Regions from separate parts of the Homo sapiens genome. Here regions 1 and 3 are each linked to region 2. Evidence: chromatin loops called from intact Hi-C (ENCODE). Cell type or tissue: heart right ventricle. All regions are shown on one strand. Links, peaks and the distances in the headings refer to the core of each region. The heading gives the core; the rest is flanking DNA. Region 1 holds the start of WDR81 (WD repeat domain 81). Region 2 has its middle 10 kb from the start of BHLHA9. Region 3 has its middle 54 kb from the start of TRARG1.

Region 1 (9,196 bases), core at 1,806-5,805, 460 kb after region 2:
CTGCCTTGCGCCCCAGTAACAGCTGATTGTTGGAAAGTGTGACCTCTGGGGACGAATCAGCTGTTACCACATCCTCCTCCTTGCTTACCCTCCTCCATCCCCTTATCCACTCCCATGGGTGGTGAAGGAAAGAACGTGGGGGATGTGATTGTATGATCTTTCTTTTCCCCCATCACTCCAAGACTGTCTCCCCCAACCCCAACCCCGCTCTGCTCCTTAGTTCTTCAGAGGCTCTGGGCTTGGAAAGAGAGGTATTTCCTGTTAGCACAGTAAATTCAGACTCTGTGGTCTAGACCCTCCCTGGTCTAGGGGAAGGCCAGTACTGGGGAGGTCCAGAATGGTGGCTGGCGCTGGGGAGGGTACAGTGAACCCGAGGACCAAGCCTGGGGAGGAGGAATGGCTATGGGAAGCAAACTTGGGGTTCAGAACGCTGCTTCTCAGGCCAGCCGCCCCCTACTTCCTACTCAAGTTGCCCTATTCCTCCATGGACAGGTGTCTGCTGATGGGATCCTCCTGCTTTTGCCCATTTACTCCACCTCCTTATTTATTTTTTTTTTTTCTGTTTTTGAGACAGAGTCTCGCTCTGTTGCCCAGGCTGGAGTGCAGTGGCGCGATCTCGGCTCACTGCAACCTCCACCTCCCGGGTTCAAGCGATTCTCCTCCTTCAGCCTCCTGAGTAGCTGGGATTACAGGCGTGCGCTACCACTCCCAGCTAATTTTTGTATTTTTAGTAGAGATGGTGTTTTGCCATGTGGGCCAGGCTGGTCTCGAACTCCTCACCTCAGGTGATCCACCCGCCTCGGTCTCCCAAAGTGCTAGGATTATAGGCGTGTGAGCCACCGCGCCCGGCCGCATTCACTCCACTTCTAACTGTTCTCAGCTGCCACCTGGTCCCTGGGCCGCTCCATTTTTGGCTTTTGGCGGTGCCCTGCCCACATGGCCACCCCCCATAGCAAGGGTCCTAATTGCTCAAGGACTGCAGGTGGGACACGTTGGCCCCAGAAGCCAGCGTCTTTGGCTGGGAAGTGCTGGGAAGACCCAGGTAAATATTTTGCCTCGATCCTGAGTTGGGAGTCAGGGTCACTCCAGGACAAGCTTAGTGTGAAGTCCTAGGACTGACTTGGCAAGGCGTGGAGAAATTGAGCAGGGCCCTGGCCAAGCATGGAAGGAAGTGAAGCCTCACCAGTGGCCCCTATTCTCCATTATCCTGAGCATAGAAATCCCATCCCTTTCCCACTCACGGCCCTTGGGGTGACCCTTTTCCATTTTGTTCTGAACACTGACCCCACCCCCTAGGTCAAAAGCACAGGCTTCGAGTCCAGGGTTTCGCCACCTCAGCACCCACTGGCATTTTAAGTAGAATAATTTCTTGTGGGAGGGCTACCGGGTGCACAATAGGACATCCACGTGGTCCCTGGCCTCTGTCCTAGATGTCAGTGGCAACACCCACCCACCCCCAGCTCCCAGTTTTGACAACCAAAAGTATCTCCAGACGTTACCAAATGTCTCCTAGGGGCCAAAATCTCCTCCAACTGAGAACTACTGTGTTAGGCACACTTAGATTCAAATTCCAGCTCTTACTAGCTGTGAACTTGTTACCGATAATTTCCCCTCATCTACAACATACGGTGAATAAGGAATTCAAGCCTTGTTGTAGGGATTTCAACATTTAAAAATATTTTAAAAGTTAAAAATGTGCCCGGGCGCGGTGGCTCATGCCTGTAATCCCAGCACTTTGGGAGGCTGAGGCAGGCGGATCACGAGGTCAGGAGATGGAGAACATCCTGGCTAACACTGTGAAACCCCGTCTCTAATAAACATACAAACAATTAGCCGGGCGTGGTGGCGGGCGCCTGTAGTGCCCAGCTACTTGGGAGGCTGAGGCAGGAGAGTGGCGTGAACCCAGGAGGCGGAGCTTTGCAGTGAGCCAAGATTGGGCCACTGCACTCCAGCCTGGGTGACAGAGCAAGACTCCGTCTCAAAAAAAGAAAAAAAAAAAAAAATTAAAAATGTGGCCAGGCACAGTGGCTCATACCTGTAATCCCAGCACTTTGGGAGGCCGAAGCAGGTGGATCACTTTGAGCCCAAGAGTTCAAGACCAGCCTGGGCAACGTGGCAAGACCCTCTTTAAAAAAAAAAAAAATTAAAAAATGGCCTGGCGAGGTGGCTCACACCTGTAATTGTAGCACTTTGGGAGGCTGAGGCAGGCAGATTGCTTGAGCTCAGGAGTTCGAGACCAGCCTGGGCAACATGATGAAACTCTAGCTCTACCCAAAATACAAAACATTAGCCAGGTGTGGTGGTATCTGTGGTCCCAGCTACTCAGGAGGCCGAGGCAGAGGTTGCAGTGAGCCAAGATGGCGCCACTGCACTCCAGCCTAGGTGACAGAATGTGACTCCATCTCAGAAAAAAACGAAAAACAAATTTAATTAGAAAACACCTAGCATAGATTTAATTAGAAAACACCTAGCGTAGATTTAATTAGAAAACACCTAGCGTAGATTTAATTAGAAAACACCTAGCATAGTACCTGCCACACTGGTCCGCAGCTGGTGCACTACTTTTCTCCCTGCCGGATTAGCAAGAGCTGACCCCGCTCAACATGGGCTGACTGGTGGGGCAGCTGCAGCCTCTGTCCCTGACTATCCAAGACATGACCTCCCGGAAACCCAATACTGAGGCTGGCCAAGGGGAGCGGCTAATTTGGTCTGAGATTCCCCAGAGCCCAAAGGTGCTTGCATTGGGATTCAGGGAACACGCTTACTGGGGGCAGTGAGAGGGAAATTCCGGAAGAGAGCTGTTACAGACGTTACTTCTCAAGACATAGCCTGAAGGTTGCTGCATCAGAATTACCTCGCGTACTTGTTAAACATTTAGATAGCTGTATCTCACTCCAGACTCCTGAATTAGAATTATGCCCTAAAGGGCCGGGCATGGTGGCTCACGCCTGTAATTCCAGCACTTTGGGAGGCGGAGGCGGGCGGATCATCTGAGGTCAGGAATTTGAGACCAGCCTGGCCAACATGGTGAAACCCCATCTCTACTAAAAATACAAAAGTTAGCCAGGCGCCTGTAATCCCAGGTACTCGGGAGGCTGAGGCAGGAGAATTGCTTGAACCTGGGCGGTGAAGGTTGCAGTGAGCCGAGATCGTGCCACAGCACTCCAGCCTGGGCGACAGAGTCAGACTCCGTATCAAGAAAAAAAAAAAAAAAAGAATTATGCCCTAAAATTTGAAAACTACTGCCCTAGGGCTCAGATTGGGCCAGGGTTTGAGGCCCCAGGAATCCCAGTGCGCCAGTTCCCAATATTGCTAGGACATCTCTATTCTCGGGAGGAAAGGAGAATTTCAAGAGGTAAAATTAGGTACACTCAAGGTCACTGCTGCAGTGTAACCCCAGTACCGCTAGAGGGCAGGGCACACACAGACTTGCAGACAGAAAAAGTAGTACCTGCTCAATCTAGGTAAACTGAGACCAGCGCAAAGAACAGGTGGACCCAGCCAGCTCTATTGGTACTAAGAAGCAAGCACTACCTTCTAACCATCAAAACATATCCTCTGATTTCAGGTATTTATATCAAAGTTGGGGCTGGGCACTGTGGCTCACGACTGTAATCCCAGCTCTACTAAAAATATAAAATTTAGCTAGGCGTGGTAGCAGGCACCTATAATCCCAGCTACTCGGGATGCTGAGGCAGGAGAATCACTTGAACCCGGGAGGCGGAGGTTGTGGTGAGTCAAGATGGTGCCATTGCACTCCAGCCTGGGCAACAAGAGCGAAACTTTGTCTCGAAAAAAAAAATTAGCTGGGCTTGGTGACGCTGCCTGTAGTCTCAACTACTCGGGAGGCTGAGGTGGGAGGATCACCTGAGCCTGGGGAGGTCGAGGCTGCAGTCAGCTGTGACAAATCACTGCACTGCAGCCTGGGTGACAGAGTGAGACCCTGTGTCAAAAAAAATAAATAAAAAATCACTCGGGCACCATGGCTCACACCTGTAATCCCAGCATTTTGAGAGGCCGAGATGGGCCGATTGCTTGAGCCCAGGAGTTCAAGACCAGCCTGGGAAACATGGCAAAACCTGGTTACTACAAAAATACAAAAAATTAGCTGGATGTGGTGGCACATTCCTGTAGTCCCAGCTACTCAGGAGGCTGAGGTGGGAAGTTCACCTGAGCCTGGAAGGTCGAGGCTGCAGGGAGCCAAGATCACACTACTGCATTCTAGCCTGGGCAACAGAGTGAGACTCTGTCTTAAAAAAAAAAAAAAAAATCAGGCCGGGCACGGTGGCTCACACCTGTAATCCCAGCACTTTGGAAGGCCAAGGCAGGCAGATCACCTGAGGTCGGGAGTTTGAGACCAGCCTGACCAACATGGAGAAACCCTGTCTCTACTAAAATACAAAAATTAGCCGGGCATGGTGGCACATGACTGTAATCCCAGCTACTAGGGAGGCTGAGGCAGGAGAATCGCTTGAACCCGGGAGGCGGAGATTGCGGTGAGCTGAGATCGCGCCATTGCACTCCAGCCTGGGCAACAAGAGCGAAACTCTGTCTTAAAAAAAAAAATCTTCTTAAAAGGGGTGGTGAGGATTACACAAAACAGGGTATGCAAAATGCTTAACAGATGACTAGCTCCTGGTAATGCTCCATACAAGTTTGTTGTAAGTTACTACTGCCCAGGATCATATGACCAAGCACATGAGAGGCTCCAGCTACCCTTCAAGGAAGAGGAGACAGATGAAATCAGATCATGGCTGAGACATTCCTGTTTTCTCTCTCTTTTTTTTTTTTTTTTTGAGATGGAGTCTCACTCTGTTGCCCAGGCTGGAGTGCAGTGGCGCTATCTTGGCTCACTGCAACCTCTGCCTCCTGGGTTCAAGCGATTCTCCTGCCTCAGCCTCCCAAGTAGCTGGAATTAGAGGCGTCCGCCACCACACCTGGCTAATTTTTGTATTTTAGTAGAGATGGGGTTTCTCCATGTTGGTCAGGCTGGTCTTGAACTCCTGACCTCAGGTGATCTGCCCATCTCAGCCTCCCAAAGTGCTGGGTTACAGGCATGAGCCACCGCACCCGGCCCTCCTATTTTCTCTCCTATCAGGCCTAGTTTTCTTTTCTTTTCTTTCTTTCTTTTTTTTTTTTTTTGAGACGGAGTCTCACTCTGCCACCCAGGCTGGAGTGCAGTGGTGTGATCTCAGCTCACTGCAACCTCCGCCTCCCAGGTTCAAGCGATTCTCCTGCCTCAGCCTCCTGAGTAGCTGGGATTACAGGCACCCGCTGCCACACCCGGCTAATTTTTTTGTGTTTTTAGTAGAGATGGAGTTTCCCCAAGTTGGCCGGGCTGGTCTTGAACTCCTGACCTCATGATCCGCCCACCTTGGCCTCCCAAAGTGCTGGGATTACAGGTGTGAACCACCGTGACCGGCCAAGGCCTAGTTTTCCTAAGTGTCTTTATGGGACCCTCACACCTGTACACCAAACTCCTTCAAGAGGCAAACTCTCTCCTAAGAGGGAGACAAAAGAAACAGGGCCAGTGGTTTCACTGTAGACAATGGTCTATCTGTCCTGCAGATGAGTCAGAACTAAGACCCCTTGAGGAATCATGTTGCTTTGGTGCCGGCTGTCTGGTTTCTATTCCATATCCTGTGCCGCACCCTTCCCCCAGCCACAGTGACATCTGGAGGCTCTGACCACAGCTGGCAGGCTCTGTGGTACCGCAGAGGCCAATCTTCAACAGGAAGTCTTGGGGGAACATTTCTTCCCCCAAAACACCAGGCCTCTGGGCCTGGGCCACTTCTCTCCCTCAGACAGCCCAGGGTTTCGTTTTATTTTTATTTTATTTTATTTATTTATTTTTATTTATTTATTTGGTTTTATTTTTATTTATTTATTTTTATTTATTTATTTATTTATTTATTTATTTATTTATTTATTCTTTTTGACGGAGTCTCGCTCTGTTGCCCAGGTTGGAGTACAGTGGCGCCATCTCGGCTCACTGCAAGCTCTGCCTCCTGGGTTCATGCCATTCTCCTGCCTCAGCTTCCCAAGTAGCTGGGACTACAGGCGCCCCCCACCACGGCCAGGTAATTTTTTGTGTTTTTAGTAGAGACGGGGTTTCACCGTGTTAGCCAGGATGGTCTCGATCTCCTGACCTCGTGATCCAGCTGCCTCAGCCTCCCAAAGTGCTGGGATTACAGGCGTGAGCCACTGCACCCGGCCAGTTTTGTTTTTTAAAAAGCCGTGAGAGGGCTGTCAGGAGGCAGTGCTCCTGGGCAGAAAGAAGGCTGGCACCAGTTTCTAAGTCTCCATTCCGCCAGGCGGACAAGCCTCTCTGGCGGTTGTTGGTTATCACTTGTAAAATATAAACAGTAATAACTGTCCTCCCTACCTCACAGAGTGTGTTGCGAGGGCCAAATGGAATGTGACTGTTGAAGTACTTAGGAAAGTTAAAAAGCTCCTTCCTATGGAAGGTGGCATGGAGGCGCCGGGGGGATTCCATGTCAAAAGTCCCAGTTCTGGCCGGGCGCGGTGGCTCACGCCTGTCATCCCAGCACCTTGGGAGGCCGAGACGGGTGGATCACGAGGCCAGGAGTTCGAGATCAGCCTGGCCAACAAGGCGAAACCCCATCTCTACTAAAAAATACAAAAATTAGCCGGGCGTGGTGGCGCGCTCCTGACGTCCCAGCTACTCGGGAGGCCGAGGCAAGAGAATCGCTTGAACCCGGGAGGCAGAGGTTGCGGTGAGCCGAGATCGCGCCACTGCACTCCAGCCTGGGCGACAGAGCAAGACTCCGTCTCAAAAATAGACACAACAGAAGTCCCAGTTCTGCCCCTGGTTGTGCGGTCCGCACTTAACTAAGAGGCTGGCATCTCTGGGAACAGCCTCCGGGACCCGCGCGCTGGTGCGTGCTGGAGGGAGTAGGGAGGGGTGGGGCGGTAGGCATCGCCCTCCGCCGGGCCCGGCTGGAGCTGGCTGGAGACCCTTTCAGCCCCGGGAGGAAGCGGAGCCCAGACCGAGCCAGAGCGGAGCAGCGGGAGGGAGGGCGGGGAGGCCGCCGGGCAGGAAGCGGGGTCCCGCCCGGGCCTCTGGAGCCACGTGCGCTTGTTTCCGTGCTGGGGCGATCACGTGACCCGCGTCAGCTGACCCGTCACGGTGGAGCCCGGTGCTCGCGCCCGGCAGCCTCTGCCCCGCCGCGCCCGGAGCGCAGGACCCGCGGAGGGGTAAGCGCGCCCCCCGTCCGCCTCTTCGCCGCCGCCGGCTTCCTGCGGCCGCCTCCGCCCCAGCCCCTGTCCCGCGCCCATCCCAGCCCCGCCGGCCTGGCACCCCGGAAGCCGTCGCCAGCAGGGCCGTGGCTGGGCTCAGCCCCGCGCTGCCCCCGGGCGGCCTGGAGGAGATGGCCCAGGGCAGCGGGGGGCGGGAAGGCGCTCTCAGAACCCCGGCCGGGGGCTGGCATTCCCCGCCAAGCCCAGACATGCAGGAGCTGCTCCGGAGCGTGGAGAGGGACCTGAGCATCGATCCCAGGCAGCTGGCTCCGGCCCCGGGGGGCACCCACGTGGTGGCCCTAGTGCCTGCGCGCTGGCTGGCCAGCCTCCGCGATCGCCGGCTGCCCCTGGGACCCTGTCCCCGCGCAGAGGGCCTGGGAGAAGCGGAAGTCAGGACTCTCCTGCAGCGCTCTGTGCAAAGGCTGCCTGCCGGCTGGACGCGCGTGGAGGTGCATGGGCTGCGGAAGCGGAGACTGTCCTACCCTCTGGGCGGGGGCCTGCCCTTTGAGGACGGGTCCTGCGGCCCTGAGACCCTCACTCGCTTCATGCAGGAGGTTGCCGCCCAGAATTATCGCAACCTGTGGCGCCATGCATACCACACTTACGGCCAGCCGTACAGTCACAGCCCTGCCCCCTCAGCTGTCCCTGCCTTGGACTCAGTACGGCAGGCTCTGCAGAGGGTCTATGGTTGCTCCTTCCTGCCAGTGGGTGAAACTACCCAATGCCCTTCATATGCCAGAGAAGGCCCCTGCCCCCCTCGGGGCAGCCCTGCTTGCCCTAGTCTTTTACGGGCTGAGGCCTTGCTGGAGTCGCCGGAGATGCTGTATGTGGTACACCCTTACGTACAGTTCTCCCTACATGACGTGGTCACCTTCAGCCCTGCCAAGCTGACCAACAGCCAGGCCAAGGTGCTGTTCATTCTCTTCCGCGTGCTGAGGGCTATGGACGCCTGTCACCGCCAGGGGCTGGCGTGTGGGGCCCTGTCTTTGTATCACATCGCAGTGGATGAGAAGCTTTGCAGCGAGCTGCGACTGGACCTGAGTGCTTATGAGAGGCCCGAGGAGGACGAGAATGAGGAGGCCCCTGTGGCAAGGGATGAGGCGGGCATTGTGTCTCAAGAGGAGCAGGGAGGGCAACCTGGGCAACCCACTGGCCAGGAGGAACTTCGGAGCCTCGTGCTAGATTGGGTCCACGGCCGCATCAGCAACTTCCACTACCTCATGCAGCTGAATCGGTTGGCAGGTCGGCGGCAGGGGGACCCCAACTACCACCCCGTGCTGCCCTGGGTGGTGGACTTCACTACGCCCCATGGGCGCTTCCGAGACCTGCGCAAGTCCAAGTTCCGCCTCAACAAGGGGGATAAGCAACTGGACTTCACGTATGAGATGACACGGCAGGCATTCGTAGCAGGCGGGGCGGGCGGCGGGGAACCCCCTCATGTTCCCCACCACATCTCAGACGTGCTCTCCGACATCACGTACTATGTGTACAAGGCTCGGCGCACGCCTCGGTCGGTGCTCTGCGGACACGTCCGCGCGCAGTGGGAGCCCCATGAGTATCCGGCCAGCATGGAGCGGATGCAGAACTGGACCCCGGATGAGTGCATTCCGGAGTTCTACACCGATCCCTCTATCTTCCGCTCCATCCACCCCGACATGCCTGACCTGGATGTGCCAGCCTGGTGCAGCTCCAGCCAGGAGTTCGTAGCTGCCCACCGAGCCCTGCTGGAGAGCCGCGAGGTATCCCGGGACCTGCACCATTGGATCGACCTCACGTTTGGCTATAAACTCCAGGGTAAGGAGGCTGTCAAGGAAAAGAATGTGTGTCTGCACCTGGTGGACGCCCACACTCACCTGGCCAGCTACGGGGTGGTGCAGCTCTTCGATCAGCCACACCCCCAGCGCCTGGCTGGGGCTCCTGCCCTTGCCCCCGAGCC
Region 2 (10,431 bases), core at 2,534-6,533:
ATGTCTATTAATTGATTTTGTAGAATCTGTGTCATCACTAATTGGGGATATTTGCATTTCAAAAGAGGCAGAGTTCAAGTTCAAGCCATTCTTCCTCTCCTTCTTTTGACTAAGAAGGGGCTCTTTAACGACAGAATTCCACCTTGTTTATCTCTGCATCTTCCAAGCACCTCATGGTCCTTATAAAGATTAAGGCGGGGTGGGGGGACGCGTGGTGCGTCACGCCTGTAATCCCAGCACTTTGGGAGGCCAAAGTGAGGGGATTGCTTGAGCCCAGGAGTTCAAGACCAGCCTGGGCAACATGGTGAGCTCTGTCTTTACAAAACACACAAAAATTAGCCAGGCGTGGTGGCAGGCGTCTGCAGTCCCAACTACTCATGAGGCTGAGGCGGGAGGGCTGCTTTGAGCCAGGAGGCAGAGGTGACAGCCGTGATCACACCATTGCACTCTAGCCTGGGCAGCAGAGTCAGATCCTGTCTCAAAAAGAAAGAAAAAGCGCTAACACGGTGAAATCCCATCTCTACTAAAAACACAAAAATTAGCTGGGTATGGTGGCGGGTACCTGTAATCCCAGCTACTCAGGGGGCTGAGGCGGGAGAATCGCTTGAACCTGGGAGGCAGAGGTTGCATTGAGCCAAGATGGCTCCACTGCACTCCAGCCTGGGTTTGGGCGACAGAGCAAGACTCCACCTCCAAAAAAAAAGAAACAAAGAAAGAAAAAAAAAGATCAAGCCTTACAATCAAGATATACACATTAAATGGACTCTGACCATCCGTATTCCTTCAGACTCCTCACATTGCAAACAACGGCTTAAGTAACAGGTCAATACACTGCTTCAATAATAAAGAGGGTATTTTGGCCCATGTAACTGAAGAGTTTTGGGATAGATCTTTAGGCGTGGTGAGATCTAGCGTTCAAACAATGTAACCAAGAGCCTGGTTTTTCTCTTAACACATTTCCCGGCTCTCTTTTCTTGTTGCAAATAGCTCCATTCTCCAACCTGCTCCCGTCTTCACGGTTGCTCGATGGACAGTCATTTCCCAGAGCTAGAGCCATGCTCATGTATGTCCAGCAGGTGTGAGTCTATTCAGTCAATTTCCACACAAGCAGGAGGTATTTCATTCCTGGCAGCTCCAGCAAAATTCTCTGGGTATCTTACTGGCTCTGACTGGCAACTGCCTGTCCCTGAACCATGTGCTGTGGCCAAGAGGGGAGTCTCCGACAGGCATAAGCCAATCCCATTCGAAGTGCTGAGGACAAAGGAATGGAGATGCTCCAACAGAAAAGGGAGTTGTTTTTTTTTTTTTTTTTTTTTTTTTTGGACAGGGTCTCACTCTGTCGCCCAGGCTGGAGTGCAATGGCACGATCTCAGCTCACTGCAAGCTCCGCCTCCCGGGTTCAAGCGATTCTCCTGCCTCAGCCTCCTGAGTAGCTGGGGCTACAGGTGCCCACCACCATGCCCGGCTACTTTTTGTATTTTTAGTAGATATGGGGTTTCACCATGTTGGTCAGGCTGGTCTTGAACTCCTGACCTCAGGTGATCCACCCGCCTCAGCCTCCCAAAATTGCTGGGATTACAGGCGTGAGCCACCGCACCCGGCCAAGAGAGATCACTTTAGTGAGAGAACGGAGGGTGGACGCCAGGAAAACAAGCAGAAATGGAAACCACACCGGCCAGCTCCTGGCGGGTGGAGGTGCTGGGTGGGAGCAGTTTCCTTCCTGGCTTCTTTCTCCGGCGCTCACTGCAGCAGCTTCAAGGGTGAGAGTTGGAGGCCACAGAGCCGGGGCCCATCCGGCTGTATGTGTGCGGGTGGGGGTCGGGGGACAAAGGCTGACGCCCCATGCTCACCAGTCCACCCCTCGCCAAGCTTCCCCGGCTGCCCAGCACTTCCTTCTTCCTTTCCCTCACCTGCCAGACTCCTATCTCTGAGGCAGTTCTGATCTCTTTGATCATGTTCACCTGCCTCAATTTCATGCACATGAGGGAAATTTTTCTGACTCCTTGTAGGCCTGAAACCCCTTTTTTAATTCTACTTTTTTTTTTTTTTTTTTTGATGGAGTCTTGCTCTGTCATCCAGGCTGGAGTGCAGTGGCACGATCTTGGCTCACTGCAACCTCCACCTCCCAGGTTCAAGCAATTCTCCTGCCTCAGCCTCCCAAGTAGCTGGGATTACAGGAATGCACCACCGAACCCGGCGAATTTTGTATTTTTAGCAGAGACGGGTTTTTGCCATGTTGGTCAGGCTGGTCTTGAACTCCTGACCTCAGGTGATCCACCCGCCTCGGCCTCCCAAAGTGCTGGGATTACAGGCATGAGCCACCGCGTGCGGCCTATTTCTACTTTTTAGAGACTGGGTCTCGCTTTGTCGCCCAGGCTAGAGTGCAGTGACGTGATCTTTGCTTACTGCAGCCTCAAACTCCTGGGCTCAAGGGATCCTCCCACCTCAACCTCCTGAGTAGCTGGGACTACAGATGCATACCACCACCCCCAGCTAATTTTTTAATTTTTCGTAGAGACAGGGTTTCTTAATAATAATGATATGACAATATTGATTCGTTAATTGTAATAAATGTACTACAGTAATGTGATATGTTAATAACAAGGAAATGGGTTCAGGATACATGGGGGACTCTTGGTATTCGCTTCTCAGTTTTTCTGTACATCTTTTTTTTTTCTTTCTTTCTCTTTTGAGGCAAAGTTTCACTCTTGTCCCCCAGGCTGGATTGCAATGACACAGTCTCCACTGACTGCAACCTCCACCTCCTGGATTTATGCGATTCTCCTGCCTCAGCCTCCCAAGTAGCTGGGATTACAGGTGTGTGCCACCACATCTGGCTACTTTTTGTATTTTTAGTAAAGACGGGGTTTCACCATGTTCGCCAGGCTGGTTTCAAACTCCTGACCTCCAGTGATCCACCCACCTCAGGCTCCCAAAGTGCTGAGATTACAGGCAGGAGCCACTCGCTCGGCCTAGTTTTTCTGTACATCTAAAATCATTCTAAAAAATAACGTTCATTAAAGCACAAAAAATGGGTGGCCGGTCGCGGCGACTCACGTCTGTAATCCCAGCACTTTGGGAGGCGGAGGTGGGTGGATCACGAGGTCAGAAGTTCGAGACCAACTTGGCCAACATGGTGAAATCCCATCTCTACTGAAAATACAAAAAATTAGCCGGGCTTGGTGGCGCATGCCTGCAATCCCAGCTGCTCGGGAGGCTGAGGTGGAAGGATTGCTTGAGCCCAGGAGGTCGAGGCTGCAGTGAGCTGTGATTATGCTACTGCCTCCCAGCCTCAGTGACAGAATAAGACCCTGTCTCAAAAAGCAAAAACAAAAAACAAAAAAACACCCCCCAAAAACCCATGAAAGATCAAAAAGCAACTGGAGAGAGGGAATAATAGCTAGCGGCTCAAAGTGTACCTTCTGTGAGGGTGGGAGTGGAGATGCTTCCCCCACCGCCCCAGCAGCAGGGTTATCTTCAGACAGCAGGACGTGCAAATGGGTGCAGACAGATCTCTTTGTGGGCCCAGGCAGGAAGCTGAGGGTTCGCATCTGATGGTATCAATTTTTCCTCTGAGACAGGAGAGGTGGGCTACGTGCAATGAAACTGCGGGTTGTACATGATGAAGACCTGAAGGTCCTCCAAGAGAAGTGCAGGAAGAACCTGACCAGCGCAAAAGAGCAGCTTCCTCTCCCAGCACAGATGACAAGACATAAAACTTCAGCTTTTGCAGGGGCAGCCCCAGGTGGACAGCACCAAGCAGCAGGGCCTTAGCCCAACAAGAGGCCTGAACTGAGCGCTTCATGGGGTTCAACTTTTTTCTTTTTTTTTTGAGACGATGGAGTCTTGCTCTGTCGCCCAGGCTGGAGTGCAGTGACGTGATCTGGGCTCACTGCAACCTCCACCTCCCAGGTTCAAGCGATTCTCCTGGCTCAGCCTCCCAAGTGGCTGGGATTACAGGCGCCCGCCACCACGCCCGGCTAATTTTTGTATTTTGGTAGCGACGGGATTTCGCCATGTTGGCCAGGCTGGTCTCGAACTCCTGACCTCAAGAGATCCGCCCGCCCAGGCCTCCCAAAGTGCTGGGATTACAGGTGTGAGCCACCGCGCCCGGCCTGGAGTTCCACTTTCTGACCAGAAGAGGGCGCCGGGGTTCCACTTTTGTTCTTCACGCCCCACGTTTCTCTTTCCAAAGTTGCTAAGGTTTGGAGTCTAGGAATAAAAAGTTCCCTTCTGAGTCCGCCACAATGATGGCGGGAGGCGGTGGGAGGGTGGGCGATGGTTTTGTTCCTTTGCTCGTTCACCCCGGTGGGGAGCCGGGGAGCCAGGGAGCAGAGTGTGGGAACTGGGTGGAGATGTCTGCGGAACGGTCACCCGGACACGGGAACACGGCTCTGAACGTCGGGAGAGAAGCTGCAGCTGAAAGGAGACATTTGACCTTTAAGGGATTGTCGGAAGAAGAGGAGCCGATCAAAAGGGACAGAAAAGGAGTGAGTGGGGAGAGATGCCAAAGAGAGGAGCCCAGTTCCCGCCGGGCACGCGGTTCAGCCTGTAGTCCCGGCGCTTTGCCAAGCGAGGCGGGCGGAGTTCGAGACCTGCCTGGCCCACAAAATGAGACCCACCCCACCCCCATCTCTACAAAAATAAAATACAAAAATAAATTAGCCCGGCGTGGTGACGGGCGCCTGCAGTCCCAGCTGCTCGGGGGAGGCTGAGGCAGGAGAACGGCGTGAACCCGGGAGGCGGCGCTTGCAGTGAGCCGAGATCGCGCCGCTGCACTCCAGCCTGGAGACCGAGCGAGACTCCGCCTCAAAAAAAAAAAATTAAATAAATAAAGTAATTGAGAACGGAAGCTTTGCAGTCAGGGGAAACTTACTGAGACTCAGTTTTCTCATCTGAAAACGGGGCGACGGATAACAAGGACCGTGAAGAATCCCCCAACGCGGGCGCCCCAGCTCAGAGCCCGACCCTGGGAGGCTGGAGCCGAGGGAAGCGCCAGGAGCGGGGTCCGCAGCCTCGGCCCCTCCCGCGACCCCCACTTGCGGCGGGATTCAGGCGGCGGCGACCCCCGAGTCCCTCCCCTGGGGCGCCTCCCGACGCGTCCCGGCCCCGGTCTTAGCTCATAAATCTCCTTCACACAGAGGCCCATAAATCAGGGGCGGTGGAGGGACCCCCCAGCTCCCCGCCCCCGCCCCACTCCTGGAGAGGCGGGGGGGGGGCGCAGGAAGCCCCTGGGATGGGGACCGCGGCTTGTTAATTACAGGTCGCGGGGCCTGATTTATGGGGGGGGCGGGCCGCATGCTGCGCGGGGGCTGGGCATGTCTGGGGGAGCCCGGACGGGTTCCAGGAGGCCTGAGGGGCTCCCAAGTTCTCAGGGCCTTGTTGAAATGACAGTCTGGAGCGTGATCAACCGTAACATGTTCCTATGTAAATAAAATATAAACGTAATAATACGCATGGCTAAGGCAATGGAGAGACTGTGTGCCCAGCTGTGCTAAACGCTGTATCAACTCTCCAAATAGTTACTGAATGCCTATTGGGTGCCAGGAATCTTGTGTGTATATATATTCTCTCCCGAACCTCCCCAGGCAGCTCTGAAAGTTAGTCCTTACGGTTCCCATTTTGCAGATGGAGAAATGAAAAGAGAAGTGATCGACTTGCCCAAGTTCCCTTGATTAATAAGTAGTGGGTTCAGGAATCATACACCTCGTCTCTGTCCTCCAAGCTTAACCTGCTTGGACTAGGTTATCCTACCACCTGCTTCGCTGTCTTCCTGCTCCACCCATGAGCTGTGTGACGTTGAGCAAGCGTCTTAGCCTCTCTGAGCCTCAGTTCTCCTCACTGATAAAAGAGCATTCTGCCCTATCTACCTCACAAGGAGTTAGGAGGATCCAATTTAAAGGGAGTTTATGAAAGTGCTTTAAAAATTCTCTCTAAAGTTCTATATGAGGCTGGGTGAGGTGGCTCACGCCTGTAGTCCCAGCACTTTGGGAGGCTGAGGCAGGCAGATCACTTGAGGTCAGGAGTTTGAGACCAGCCTGGGCAACATGGTGAAAACCCATCTCTACCAAAAATACAAAAATTAGCTGGGCATGGTGGCATACGCCTGTAGTCCCAGCTACTTGGGAGGCTGAGGCAGGAGAATCGCTTGAACCGGGGAGGTGGAGGTTGCAGTGACCGAGATCACGCCATTACAATCCAGCCTGGGGGAAAAAAAATTCTGTATGAAAGAGTATTAGGCCGGGCGCAGTGGCTCATGCCTATAATCCCAGCACTTTGGGAGGCCGAGGTGGGAGGATCACGAGGTCAGGAGTTCGAGACCAGCTTGACCAACATGGTGAAACCCTGTCCCTCCTAAAAATACAAAAATGAGCCAGGTGTGGTAGCGTATGACTGTAATCCCAGTTACTCAGGAAGCTGAGGCAGGAGAATCACTTGAACCCGGGAGGCGGAGGTTGCAGTGAACCGGGATCTCGACACTGCACTCCAGCCTGGGCCACAGAGCAAGACGCCGACTCAAAAAAAAAAAAAAAAAAAAAAGAAAGAGTATTAGTTTAAGGTGACTTTAGGTACTGTAATGGATAAATCCCCAAATCTCAGTGGCTTAAACATGAAGATTTATTTCCTGCTCATGGAATCATTCATGTGGTGTCTCTGGTCAGGTGGTATTCCTGGGCAGCAATCCCCCAGCCATGATTGAGGGCCCCAGACTTCTTCCTCTTGTACCTCTGCCGTCTTCAGCTTGTGGCCCCCATGGCTGGCCTAGGGGACCTGAGGCCAAGAGGACCGGGCATGGAGGCTGCAGAGGTTCGGGTGGGAAGTTCGTATGGGTGGGCCTGCAGGTGGCACGCATCAGTCCTGCTCACAGTTACCAGAGAACTCAGTCGACTGCAGGAAAGCCTGAACTGCTGCATTCATTACGTCTTGTGAAGAACAGGTGACCTCAAAACCGACTGCTTTAAGACAACCATAAACATGTGTTAGTTCAGTGTCTGTGAGTCAGGGTTTTAGGAGCGACCTTCCTGGGTGGTTCCCTTCTCCTCTTGTTCATGATGGAGGATGCACGTGAGTCCCAGAGCTCCTGCAGCCCTTTTGCCACTATGAGGGAAGCCACCTTGAGAAAGAAAATATGGGTCAGGCACGGTGGCTCACGCCTGTAATCCCAGCACTTTGGGAGGCCGAGGTGGGTGGATCACAAGGTCGGGAGTTCGAGACCAGCCTGGCCAACGTGGTAAAACCCCGTGTCTACTAAAAATACAAAAATTAGCCGGGTGTGGTGGCACATGCCTGTAATCCCAGCTACTTGGGAGGCTGAGGCAGGATAATTGCTTGAACCTGGGAGGCAGAAATTGCAGTGAGCTGAGATCTTGCCACCGCACTCCAGCCTGGGCGACAGCGAGACTCCGTCTCAGGGGGAAAAAAAAAAAGCAAGCAAGAAAATACGGAAAAAGGCCGGGTGCAGTGGCTCAAGCCTGTAATCCCAGCACTTTGGGAGGCCGAGGCGGGCAGATCACAAGGTCTGGAGATTGAGACCATCATGGCTAACATGGTGAAACCCCGTCTCTACTAAAAATATTTTTAAAAATTAGGCGGGGGTGGTGGCGGGCACCTGTAGTCCCAGCTACTCGGGAGGCTGAGGCAGGAGAATGTCGTGAACCCGGAAGGCGGAGCTTGCAGTGAGCTGAGATCGCGCCACTGCACTCCAGCCTGGGGGACAGAGCGAGACTCCGTCTCATAAAAAAAAAAAAAAAGAAAAGAAAATACGGAGAAGAGGTATGAAAGAATCACAGAAGAAGAGTTATAGACCAGGCGAAAGGATAATCAAATTCCTGTGGAAGTGTAAAGGGCCAAGAACACCCAACAGAATTCTGAAAATGAAAAACGAGACTGCAAGATTGCCCAGGCAGACAGGCATTACCCAGAAATGGTTGGAGGTGGCTTGGTAGATATGTGGCATTACACATCACTGGAGGCAGGGTGAACAGGTCACCAAAGGGAGCCGGAAAGATTGGTAACTGGGTTCCAAGGATGACAATAATAATTAAAGCAATAATAATAGCAGCAATAGGAATGTAGTAATGGATGCCATTTATTGACACCTACACAGTGTTAGAAATATACTTTTTTTTTTTTTTTTGAGGCAGGGTCTCGCTGTGACCCAGGCTGGAATGCAGTGGCTCAATCATGGCTCACTGAAGCCTCGACTTCTCGGGCTCTAGCTGGGATCACAGGCACGCACCACCATGCCCAGCTAATTTTTTTTTTTTTTTAGAGACGGGGTCTTGCTATGTTGCCCAGGCTGGTCTGAAACTCCTGGCCTGAAGCAATCCTCCTGCCTTGGCCTCCCAAAGTGCTGGGATGACAGGCAGGAGCCACCGCACCCAACCAGAAGTCTACTGTTGGTTTCTCTCGCTGTTTCCTCACACCAAATCCACAAGGGAAGTATTATCTTTTTTCGTTTTTGGTGTTTTTTTTTGAGATGGAGTCTCTGTCACTCAGGCTGGAGTGCAGTGGTGAGATTTCGGCTCACTGCAACCTCTGCCTCCCAGGTTCAAGCAGGTAATGCCTGTCTGCCTCAGTCTCCCAAGTTGCTGGGATTACAGGTGCACGCCACCAGGCCCGGCTAATTTTTGTATTTTTAGTAGAGACGAGGTTTCACCTTGTTGGCCAGCCTGGTCTTGAACTCCTGACTTCAGGTGATCTGCCCTCCTCAGCCTCCCAAAGTGCTGGGATTACAGGCGTGAGCCACCGCGCCCGGCTAATTTTTGTATTTTTAGTAGAGACGGGGTTTCACCATGTTGGCCTGACTGGTCTTGAACTCCTGACTTCAGGTGATCTGCCCTCCTCGGCCTCCCGAAGTGCTGGGATTACAGGCGTGAGCCACCGTGCCCGGCCTATAATTCTTCTCAAACAGATGAGAAAGCCCAACCTCAGGAGGGTAGCAAAGATCTCTTGAGCCCACACATGGCTCTCAGCCTCCTGGGCAGCAGGTAGGAACCCTGTTTTTCCTCCCAATAACAGAGCTCTTTCCTGAGAGTTCCTGGCCTTCAGCAGCCCTGGGCCCGGGAGGCAGAGCTCGCTGTCCACACCAAGCCAGCACCCACCTACCCACCACCACCCGCCCTCCCCACACCGCCCTGGACCTGGAATTCCTACTCCACACTGACTCTGGGACGGAGCTAAGCCTGATTAGACCCCAGCTAAAAGCACAGAGGCCTCTTTGTCATTTCTTTAACGAGAAGCCAATCGCCAGGTCATTAGTGGGTGGAGGTGATGAGCAGTTTGGTACTGGGGTGGGAGGGAGGAGAATGCTCTTGTTTATCTGGATGATTTACAGCTGCAGTGGCCAAGCTGGCTGGGGAAAGGAGCAGAGGGTAGGAAGAAGAGAAAGTTAATATTCACAGAGTTCCTTCTAGGAGCCAGGCCCTGTACTGACAGCGTAAAAACACGGTCTTTCATTTAATCCTACAACAAACCTGACAAAGCAGTACCACTGCATACCTCATTTTACAGACAAGGAAACAGAGGCTCAAACAAGTGAAGCATCAGCCAGGCGCGGTGGCTCACGCCTGTAATCCCAGCACTTTGGGAGGCCGAGGCAGGCGGATCACCTGATGAAGCAGTACCATTGCATACCTCATTTTACAGACAAGGAAACGGAGGCTCAAACAAGTGAAGCATCAGCCAGGTGCGGTGGCTCACGCCTGTAATCCCAGCACTTGATGGGAGGCTGAGGCAGGCGGATCACCTGAGGTCAGGAGTTTGAGACCAGCCTGCCCAACATGGTGAAACCCCCTCTCTACTAAAACTACAAAAATTAGCCAGGCATAGTGGCAAGCACCTATAATCCCAGCTACTTGGGAGGCTGAGGCGGGAGAATCGCTTGAACCTGAAAGGTCGTGGTTGCAGTGAGCCAAGATCATGCCACCGCACTCCAGCCTGGGCGACAGAGCAAGACTCCGCCTCAAAAAAAAAAAAAAAAAGAAAAGAAGTGAAGCATCTTGGCCCAGGCTACGCAGCTCATAAATGATAATCTTATTCCAGAGCCTACACAACACCCTGCTGTTCAGTGTTACAGGCAGGGCTGGGGTGAGTGCAGGTGAAGGACCAAGCAATATTCCAGATTAGAGCAAGAAAGAACAAGTTGTCGGCAGGTGCTGGATGGAGGGACGCTGCTCTGTGGGCTGGGAGTGGCAGCAGTGGAGAGGACCAAATGTGTGCATGAGCTTGTTGGAAAGAAACCCTGGGGTACTGAGTATATTCTCCAGAAAAAGGATAATAATAACAGTAACTAATTATTAACTTTTTTCTTTTTTGAGATGGAGTCTTGCTCTGTCACCCAGGCTGGACTGCAGTGGTGTAATCTCGGCTCACTGTGACCTCCGCCTCCCCAGTTCAAGAGATTCTCCTACCTCAGCCTCCCCAGCAGCT
Region 3 (10,431 bases), core at 2,570-6,569, 73 kb after region 2:
TTCGAGACCAGCCTGGCCAACGTGGCAAAACCCCGTCTCTACTAAAAATACAAAAATTAGCTGGGCGTGGTGGTGGGTGCCTGTAGTCCCAACTACTAGGGAGGGTGAGGCAGGAGAATCCCTTGAACCTGGGAGGCGGAGGTTGCAGTGAGCCGAGATCACACCATTGCCCTCCAGCCTGGACGACGGAGTAAGAATCCGTCTCAAAAAGTAAATAAATAAATGGCACAATTCAGTGGCATTGAGTACATTCCCATTTGTGTAACTACCACTTCTACGTGGTTTGAAAACACCTCATGATTCCAAAAGAAATCACCATACCCGTTATGCAGTCCCTCCCATAGGTTTTAAAACAAGGAGGAAGTGGCCTGGCACGGGTCTCTGACCCAGTACCCCACAGAGACAGCCGGAAGGACTCTGAGCCAGTACCCCACAGAGACAGCCGGAAGGACTCTGAGCCAGTACCCCACAGAGACTGCTGGAAGGACTCTGATCCAGTACCCCACAGAGAAACACTGGAAGGACTCTGACCCGGTATCCCACAGAGATAGCCGGAAGGACTCTGACCCTGTACCCCACATAGATAGCCGGAAGGACTCTGAGCCAGTACCCCACAGAGACCGCTGGAAGGACTCTGATCCAGTACCCCACAGAGAAACCCTGGAAGGACTCTGACCCAGTACCCCACAGAGATAGCCAGAAGGACTCTGACCCTGTACCCCACAGAGATAGCTGGAAGGACTCTGAGCCAGTACCCCACAGAGACAGCCAGAAGGACTCTGACCCAGTACCCCACAGAGACCGCTGGAAGGACTCTGATCCAGTATCCCACAGAGAAACACTGGAAGGACTCTGACCCAGTACCCCACAGAGACCACTGGAAGGACTCTGACCCAGTACCCCACAGGGACCACTGGAAGGACTCTGGCCCGGTACCCCACAGAGACTGCTGGAAGGACTCTGACCCAGTACCCCACAGAAACCATGGGAAGGACTCTGACCCAGTACTCCAGAGGGCCCACTGGAAGGACTCTGACCCAGTACCCGACAGAGACCACTGGAAGGACCCTGACCAAGTACACCACAGAGACTGCTGGAAGGACTCTGACCCAGTACCTCAGAGGGCCCACTGGAAGGACTCTAAGCCAGTACCCCACAGAGACCGCTAGAAGGACTCTGACTCGGTACTCCACAGAGATTGCTAGAAGGACTCTGACCCAGTACCCCACAGAGACCACTGGAAGGACTCTGACCCAGTACCCCACAGAGACAGCTGGAAGGACTCTGACCCAGTACCCCACAGTTCTAAGGAAGAGGGTTAGTCCACGGAGCTGCAGAGGTGCCCGCTCCGGCTCTATGGGGTCAGCAGGAGGTGACTCAGGACCACCTCTGAAGATGGGCTTTGGGTCCTGAGCTCATGCACACAAGCAAATTGGTGTTAAAACCCGACAGCGTTTGCTTGTATTCCTTTCCCCAGTCACTCAGCAACCACTTAATGCAGACAGTGTGCCAGATGCTGAGGCCACTGCCCCGGGGTGAGTTATGAGGGGGTCAGCCTCTCCTTCCTTTGCCTTCCCATCCCCACCGAGAGAGGAGAAGCAACTCCGGCATGGGGTGGGAGGGCAGGACGTTGGGAGGCAGAGGGAACTCCATAGAGCTTCCCCGGAGACTAGGGAGTGGTGGGGAGGACAGGCCACTGGTGCCAACCTGTGACTGCTCCCGCCTATGTCCCCTCCCTCACAGTTCCCCTGGGAGTGCCAGCCCCTTGACCGGTGGGATGCGGCCCACCAAAAACCCAGGGCATCCTTAGCAGAGACCTCTCTCAGACACTGGCAGCTTCAAGGGATTACGTGGCTCAGTTGGCAGCATCTCAGGGGGGTCCAGTGTGGATTTGAGTGTTTTCCTCAAATGCCCGGACGGTGAAAGACTCTTGGGAACTCTGCATAACGCAAGAGGCAAAGGGAAGGAGACTCAGTATGACTAAGATTGATTTCACTTTTGGTAGCCCAGTAGGATAGGGGCTCCGAGATGGGTTGAGCCTAATTCAGGAGTGACATGACAGTTTCTGCATAAAGTTCATGCACATGATACAGAGATGAACAGCACATGCCCCCCAGCTCTCCGGGGACTGGCAGTCTAGTGGAAAACTGCCCGGGCCCCCACATTATTTCTTGAGAACATTCTGAGGAATTTTGTACCCTGGTGATCCTTTATTTGATGTTGTCTCTACAAGTTCGCAAAGTTGCTACAGCCCATTGTGCAGATAAAAAAACGAAACTCGAGTAATTTAGTGACTTTCTTATAGCCTAATAGTATCCGATTCAGCTGGGCAAAGTGGCTCACAGCTGTAATCCCGGCACTTTGGGAGGCCAAGGCAGACACATCACCTGAGCTCAGGAGTTCGAGACCAGCCTGGCCAACATGGCGAAACCCCCTCTCTACTAAAAATATAAAAGTGAGCCTGGTGTGGTGGCAGGCACCTGTAATCCCAGCTACTCGGGAGGCTGAGGCAGGGGGAATCGCTTAAACCCGGGAGGCGGAGGTTGCATGCAGTGAGCCGAGATCGCACCAATGCACTCCAGCCTGGATGACAGAGTGAGACTCTGTCTCAAACCAAAAAAAAAGCAAGTACCATTACCTCAGTAAGTGAACACAATTGTATTGGGGTGTGTGTGTGTGTGTGTGTGTGTGTGTGTGTGTGTAAGTTCTGGGGTACCTGTGCAGGAGGTGCAGGTTTGTTACATGGGTAAACATGTGCCATGGTGGTTTGCTGCATAGATCAATCCATCCCCTGGGTATTAAGCCCAGGATCTATTAGTTATTCTTCCGGATGCTCTCCCTCCCCTGCCCCTCTCCCCGACGGGCCCCAGTGTATGCCGTTCCCTGCCATGTCTCCAAGTATTTGGTTAGTGTGTGTGTTTTAAGAGACAGGGTCTTGCTATGTTGGCCAGGCTGGTCTTGAACTCCTGGGCTCAAGTAACCCCTCTGCCTTGGCCTCCCAAAGTGCTGGAATAACAGATATGAGCCGGCCGGGTGCAGTGGCTCATGCCTGTAATCCCAGCACTTTGGGAGGCCAAGGCAGGAGGACCACCTGAAGTCAGGAGTTCAAGACCAGCCTGGCCAACATGGTGAAACCCTGTCTCTACTAAAAATACAAAATTAGCTGGGCGTGGTGGTGCATGCCTGTAATCCCAGCTACTCGGGAGGCTGAGGCAGGAGAATCGCTTGAACCCGGGAGGTGGAGGTTGCAGTGAGCTGAGATCATGCCATTGAACTCCAGCCTGGGCAACAAGAGCAAAACTCCAGGCCGGGTGCGGTGGCTCAGGCCTGTAATCCCAGCACTTTGGGAGGCTGAAGCAGGCAGATCACAAGGTCAGGAGATCGAGACCATCCTGGCTGACACGGTGAAACCCCGTCTCTACTAAAAATACAAAAATTAGCTGGGCGTGGTGGCAGGCACCTGTAGTCCCAACTATTCGGGAGGCTGAGGCAGGAAAATCGCGTGAACCTGGGAGGCAGAGCTTGCAGTGAGCTGAGATCGCGCCACTGCACTCCAGCCTGGGCGACAGAGCAAGACTCTGTCTCAAAAACAAACAAACAAACAAACAAAAACAGGTGTGAGCCACCATGCTGTTGTGTGTTTTGGGTCTAACGTATGAAGCAAAGGGCTGGTCAGACATCTCATGGGTACCACCACACACGGTCACAAACAACAGGGAGCTGCACCGTGTCCTTGAAGAGAGTGATGACAAGTTGTAAGCTGCTGAGGAAGATAAGGAGGCAGCTCTGTGCAGGGTAGGTTGAGAGGGGTTACATGAGAGGCAGGGCACTGGCTCAGAGGTGGCTGCCATGGAGTCAGGTTGAAAACAACGGGGCCCCAGCCAGTAGAGCACGCAACAGAGGATAGAACAGGAAACAGAGAGGACGCAAGGGCGTGTTCCAGGGTGAAAAACACAAACTGCCATATTCATTTAGTAAAAACTTGCCACTTTTGGGGAAACGATTGTTTTTTGTTTTTGTTTTTGTTTTTTGAGATGGAGTCTCGCTCTGTTGCTCAGGGTGGAATGCAGTAGCGTGATCTCAGCTCACTGCAACCTCCGCCTCCCGGGTTCAAACGATTCTCCTGCCTCATCCTCCTGAGTAGCTGGGATTACAGGTGCCCGCCACCACGCCCGGCTAATTTTTGTATTTTTAGTAGAGACAGGGTTTTGCCATGTTGGCCAGGCTGGTCTCCATCTCCTGACCTCAGGTGATCCGCCCACCTCGGCCTCCCAAAGTGCTGGGATTATGGGCGTGAGCCACCGCGCCCGGCCACTAGAAGAGTTTTACTACACGTGTTACGGAGTAATGAAATGGTTCACTCGTTTCAGCATCAAATCATCTTTTCAAAGTAAACTGCATTTCTAACCGCTTCTTCTTGAGGCAATAAAAAACACAGTGCCATCTCATCTTTATTTTGTGCTACTAGAAGATGCTATCCGTTAAAAATGACTGTGTTCCCCAAGAATGTGTTCATATAATTTTGGATGCAATGCAAAATACTTTTTATGGTGGTCTTCTACCAAACACAAAAAGCAGTACCGAACCTGTGAATGCCGCAAGCTACACACACCCTAGGAGAGAGCGCCCCCTTGTGGGAATCAGTCACATCAACAGATTCAGACACACCAACAGCTGGCTCCAACGCGGGGAGCACTCAACAAGTCTTGACCCTTCTGTGTTCTGATTTCAACAGCTTTGATTGATTGATTGATTGACTGACTGAGACGGAGTCTCACTCTGTCCCTCAGGCTGGAGTGCTGTGGTGCGATATCGGTTCACTGCAACGTCCGCTTCCCGGGTTCAAGTGATTCTCCTGCCTCAGCCTCCTGAGTAGCTGGGACTACAGGCGACCCCCCACCAAGCCTGGCTAATTTTTTGAATTTTTAGTAGAGACGGGGTTTCACCGTGTTAGCCAGGCTGGTCTCGAACCCCTGACCTCGTGATCCGCCCGCCTCGGCCTCCCAAAGTGCTGGGATTACAGGTGTGAGCCACCGTGCCCGGCCCTGCAATTCCTTTTCTAATGAAAAAAGTCATTAGGAGAATAAAATGAATTTGCATGGATAAAGCACTTTCTATGAAAACATAAAACATTTGCTACACAAGTCAATGAATTAATAAACATGGAAAACCACATAACACACATATATTCAATAACACCTGCTTTCAAAGGTGGTCACGTTCTTTCAAAAATAGTTCAGTCCTTCCGTTCTTTGCTCCAGACCCACTTTTATATGACCCAGGACAAAACAGAAAATTTAAAAACATTTTTGGCAGAGAATACAAAATCAGATTAAGTGACAGACCATAGTGATACTGAAAATACATAACTTGAGCCACTTCACAGTTTTGAATGAACAGAGTGTGTAATCCTTTTCATTTCCCCCTAAAAATGATATCTATTTAAAATAGATAAATATTAATGCCTCTCTATTTGGGGCCTAACTATTTACTGTTTTTCACCCAAATAACTCAACATTCTGAAACAAACAAACAAAGGATCTTACTTTTCCTTTGTCTATTATCCCTGATATCTTCATTTTCTCCAAGTAGAAGTATTTTCTCCAAGTGGAAGCAATTTAGCATCTGGCACATGGGGTGGGAAAGCTATTGAAATGGAATGTTTTTCCCTCGCAATAGTACATGCAGTCAACCAACCAAAGTCTGAAGAACACTGAAATCGAGCCAACAAGTTTCTTTTTTTTTTTTTTTTTGTTTTTAAGACAGGGTCTCACTTTGTCACCCGGGCTGGAGTGCAGTGGCACAGTCTCGGCTCACTGCAGCCTCCTCAACCTCCCAGGTTCAAGTGATCCTCCTGCCTCAGCCCCACAAGTAGCTGGGACTACGGGCGCCCGCCACCACACCTGACTAATTTTTGGTATTTTTTATAGAGACAGTGTTTCTCCATGTTGCCTAAGTTGGTCTTGACCTCCTGAGCTCAAGCAGCACTTCCCAAAGTGCTGGGATTACAGGCGTGAGCCACCATGCCTGGCCCAAAATACTTAAAATTCAAGTTAGCTGCACAAATACTACAGTAAGACAAAAGAGGCCGGGCGCATTGGCCCGGGGTCACGAGGTCAGGAGTTCAAGACCAGTCTGGCCAATATGGTGAAACCCCATCTCTACTAAAAATACAAAAATTAGCCGGGCATGGTGGCGGGCACCTGTAATCCCAGCTCCTTGGGACGCTGAGACAGGAGAATCGCTTGAACCCGGGAGGTGGAGGTCGCAGTGAGCTGAGATCATGTCATTGCACTCAAACCTGGGCGGCAGAGCAAGACTCCGTCTCAACAACAAAAAAAAAAAGACAAAAGACAGTCGTGCTGTTAAAACGGAAATACTGGGTGACAGGCAGTGCCACTGTGTGAAGCAGAAGCACCAGCAAGGAAAGCAGAATGGTCTCACCAAGAACACACTGGACTCGGGAGACTGATGACCTGATGACCTGGATTTAAATCTATTCCGCATCATTTCACACCCACTTCACCTTCGACAAGCGTCTCAATACTTAATTTTGTAAAATGAGACTGATAATTTCTATCTTAACCAAAAGATTATTATGAAGCCAAAAAACAGATAATACATGAAAAAATACTGTGTAAGTTACTATAGATCTGTTATCCATATACAATGTTACGTGTTATGACTGCACCTCATCTCACTAATCATATTCTGCCTTGTATCATACTAACCTGAGTATCTGCCTTAATTCCCTCGAGCACCGAGATTAGAAACTCGTATGGGGCCATGTTGGTCTTTTTGAGGCAGGAAAATAGGGTCTGGAGTCAGGGAACATAAGGCACATTCACACTTCAGCTATGACAGGAAACATCCCCTCCGTGGGGCGTAAGCCAAGTAAATGACTTTGTAACTTTCCTACCTCCTCTCCTTTCACATACGGCGTACCCCAAGTAGAGGGTATTCAAACTCACAAAAACTCTGCAAGGCGGCCTCTGAGCCCCTGTGCCCGGGCTGCCCCCACACTGTGGAGTGTGCTTTCATTTCCAATAAATCCCTCACTGCTCCCTTGCTTGCTTTGTGCGTTTTGTCCAGTTCCTTGTTCAAGACGCCAAGAACGGCTGGGCACAGGGGCTGTCACCTGTAATCCCAGCACTTTGGGAGACCAAGGCAGGTGGGTCACCTGAGGTCAGGAGTTCGAGACCAGCCTGGACAACATGATGAAACCCTGTCTCTACTAGAAACACAAAATTATCCAGCTGTGGTGGCGGGCACCTGTAATCTCAGCTACTCGGGAGGCTGAGGTGGGAGAATCGCTTGAACCCAGGAGGTGGAGGTTGCAGTGAGCCCAGATTGCGCCACTGCACTCCAGCCTGGGCAACAAGAGTGAAACTCCATCTCAAACAAACAAAAAAAGTGGGCAAAGGACATGAATAGATATTTCTAGAAGAAGATACACAAACAGGCAACACATATGAAAAAAATGCTCAAAATCACTAATCATCAAGGAAATGCAAATTAAATTACCAGAAGGAGAGACCACCTTACTCCTACAAGAATGGTTGTAATTTAAAAGTCAAAAAGCAATAAATGTTGGCTTAGATATGGTGAAAAGAGAACACTTGGCCGGGTGCAGTGGCTCACACCTGTAATCCCCACACGTTGGGAGGCCAAGGTGGGTGGGTCACTTGAGGTGAGGTCAGGAGTTTAAGACCAGCCTAGCTAATCTGGTGAAACCCCATCTCTACTAAAAATAGAAAAATTAGCCAGGTGTGGTGGCACACGCCTGCAGTCGCAGCTACTAGCGAGGCTGAGGCAGGAGAATCTATTGAACCTGGGAGCCGGAGGCTGCAGTGCGCCGAGATCGCGCCACTGCACTCCAGCCTGGGAGACAGCGAGACTCCGTCTCAAAAAAAAAAAAAAAAAAAAAAAAAAAAAAAGAGTTCGAGACCAGTCTGGCCAATATGGTGAAACCCCGTCTCTAATAAAATACAAAAATTAGCCGGGCATGGTGGTGTGCACCTGTAGTCCCAGCTACTCAGGAGGCTGAGGCAGGTGATCCACCCGCCTTGAGCACCCATGTCCAGCCCAGAAAAACAAATTTTAAAAAGAATCAGGGCCAGGCACAGTGGCTTGTGCCTGTAATCTCAACACTTTGGGAGACTGAGGCGGGAGGATCGTTTCAGCCCAGGAGTTCGAGACTAGCCTGGGAGAAACTCCATCTCAACGTGGAGAAACTCCGTCTCTACAAAAAATACAAAAATTAGCTGGGCCTGGTGGCACGCATGTAGTCCCAGCTACTCGAGAGGCTGACGTGGGAGGATCACTTTAACCGGGGAGGCAGAGGTTGCAGGAGCTGAGATTGTGCCACTGCACTCCAGCCTGAATAACAGCGTGAGAATCCGCCTCAAAACAAAGAAACAAAAACCACACACACACACACACACACAAGTTGTACTAGTGGTTCCAGCCAGTGCAAGTGGGCAAGATAAACGCATAAAAGAATTAAAACTGTATAGATTCATAGACATGATTATGTAGAAAACCTGAAGGAATTTACAAGCAAAAGAAAGCAGCCCACTAGAACTAATACGTCCGTTTAGCAGGGTTGCAGACTAAAATATTAATAGACAAAAATAAATTATATTTCTTTAAAGTAGCAACGAGCAATCAAAAGAAAGCTTTGAAATGTAAAAAGCAAGCATTTGCAGTCCCATCAAACATTATTAAATGCTCAGGGGAAGATGTGAGACAATCATTGACAGACCTGTACACACTGAACAGCACAAAACATTACTTAAGTTAAAGAAGGCCCAAACAGGCCGGGCGCGGTGGCTCACGCCTGTAATCCCAGCACTTTGGGAGGCCGAGGCGGGCGGATCACGAGGTCAGGAGATCGAGACCAACCTGGCTAACGCGGTGAAACCCCATCTGTACTAAAAATAGAAAAAATTAGCCGGGCGTGGTGGTGCGCTCCTGTAGTCCCAGCTACTTGGGAGGCTGAGGCAGGAAAATCGCTTGAACCCAGGAGGCGGAGGTTGCAGTGAGCCGAGATCGCACCACTGCACTCCAGGCTGGGCAACAGAGCGAGATTCCGTCTCAAAAAAAAAAAAAAAAAAGAAAAAGAAAATATAGAGATGGCAAATGGCACATAACAAGATGGTCAATATCAATTCCTAGTCACTAGAAAATAGGCATTAAAAGTGCAAGATACCACCATAAACCTATCGGAGAGGCAAGATGTCAATGCCGGACTATGCTGAGTGCTGGAGATGATGTGGAGGAATGGGAGCGTTCATATGCACTGGTGAAAACGTCAAATGGTACCACCTTGTAAAACTACTGGATAGTTTCCAAAAAAGTTAAATATACTCCTGCCATGCCATCCAACCATTCCGCCATTTATCCACAAGAAAGGAACGACATGCCCATATAAAGACTTATACGCAAACACTTACAGGTGCTTTATTTGTCATGGACAAAAACTGGAAACACCCAAATGTCCATCAAATAGGTGAATAAACAAATTGAGGTATATCAAACAATGGAATACGTCTCAGCAATAAAAGGAATGAAAGGAATAAAAGGAATAAACTACTGATACGCACAGCTTGCAGTGAGCCGAGATCACGCCACTGCACTCCAGCCTGGGAGACAGGGTGAGATTCCATCTCAAAAAAAAAAAAAATGTTAATAGCTCCCCAGATCGATTTATAGATTTAATAAAATCATAAGCAAAATCCCAGCAGGTTTCTGTTGTTGCTGGTCTGTTACTGAAATCGACAAACTGATTCTTAAATGTATGCGGAAATGCAAAAACCAATAAAATCTTGAACAGCAAACCTGGAGGCCTCACGTTACCGAATATTGAATTATTTTAAATCTAGTGTGGCACTGGCATTAGGACAAATAGACCGATGAGGAAATACATTGTGCTAGGACCATTGGATCTCTATATGGAAAAAATTTTAACCATCTCCCTCATACCATGCACGAAATAGATTCTAGATGATTCTACATCTAGCCATGACAGGCAAACCATTCCTAGAAAATAACATAAAAGATTCATGACCTGGCCGGGCGTGGTGGCTCACGCCTGTAATCCCAGCACTTTGGGAGGCCAAGGCAGGCAGATCACCTAAGGTCAGGAGTTCGAGACCAGCCTGGCCAACATGATGAAACCCTGTCTCTACTAAAAATACAAAATTAGCCAGGCGTGGTGGTGCATGCCTGTAATCCCAGCTACTCAGGAGGCTGAGGCAGGAGAATCGCTTGAACCTGGGAGGTAGAGGTTGCGGTGAGCCGAGATCTTGCCATTGCACTCCAGCCTAGGCAACGAGAGCGAAACTCCGTCTCAAAAAAAAAAAAAAAAAAATTAGCCTGGCGTGGTGGAGCGCACCTGTAATCCCAGCTACTTGGGAGGCTGAGGCAGGA

Evidence for each region. Hi-C counts contacts between places; a loop is a spot of excess contacts. Peaks named below come from ENCODE experiments on the same cell type or tissue, not always from the same donor. Only the 100,000 strongest peaks of a DNase experiment are listed, where the experiment ranks them.
Region 1: it touches region 2 in a loop (4-fold over the local background); 3 of 110 quality-filtered maps call a loop at or near these places.
Region 3: a loop joins it to region 2, with 12 times the contacts of the local background. A loop is called at or near these places in 59 of 110 quality-filtered maps.

Annotation. Positions count from the first base shown.
Region 1 is chr17:1,717,569-1,726,764 of GRCh38, forward strand. WDR81 (WD repeat domain 81) reads left to right here and starts at 7,136. Exons shown (of 10, transcript NM_001163809.2): 1 at 7,136-9,196. The coding sequence starts at 7,392. RefSeq lists an enhancer at 6,699-7,199. In heart right ventricle, for the core only: CTCF peaks have their summits at 3,409 (motif pointing right) and 3,614; DNase peaks (open chromatin) are centred at 3,423 and 5,663; H3K27ac peaks cover 3,141 bases.
Region 2 is chr17:1,255,141-1,265,571 of GRCh38, forward strand. No RefSeq gene overlaps it. Among named protein-coding and RNA genes, the nearest start is that of BHLHA9, 10 kb to the right of the region's middle. RefSeq lists a silencer at 8,675-8,850. In heart right ventricle, for the core only: CTCF peaks have their summits at 4,136 (motif pointing right) and 4,339; DNase peaks (open chromatin) are centred at 4,141 and 4,591; H3K4me3 peaks cover 1,347 bases; H3K27ac peaks cover 611 bases.
Region 3 is chr17:1,328,099-1,338,529 of GRCh38, forward strand. No RefSeq gene overlaps it. Among named protein-coding and RNA genes, the nearest start is that of TRARG1, 54 kb to the left of the region's middle. In heart right ventricle, for the core only: CTCF peaks have their summits at 4,637 (motif pointing left) and 4,836; DNase peaks (open chromatin) are centred at 3,843 and 4,643.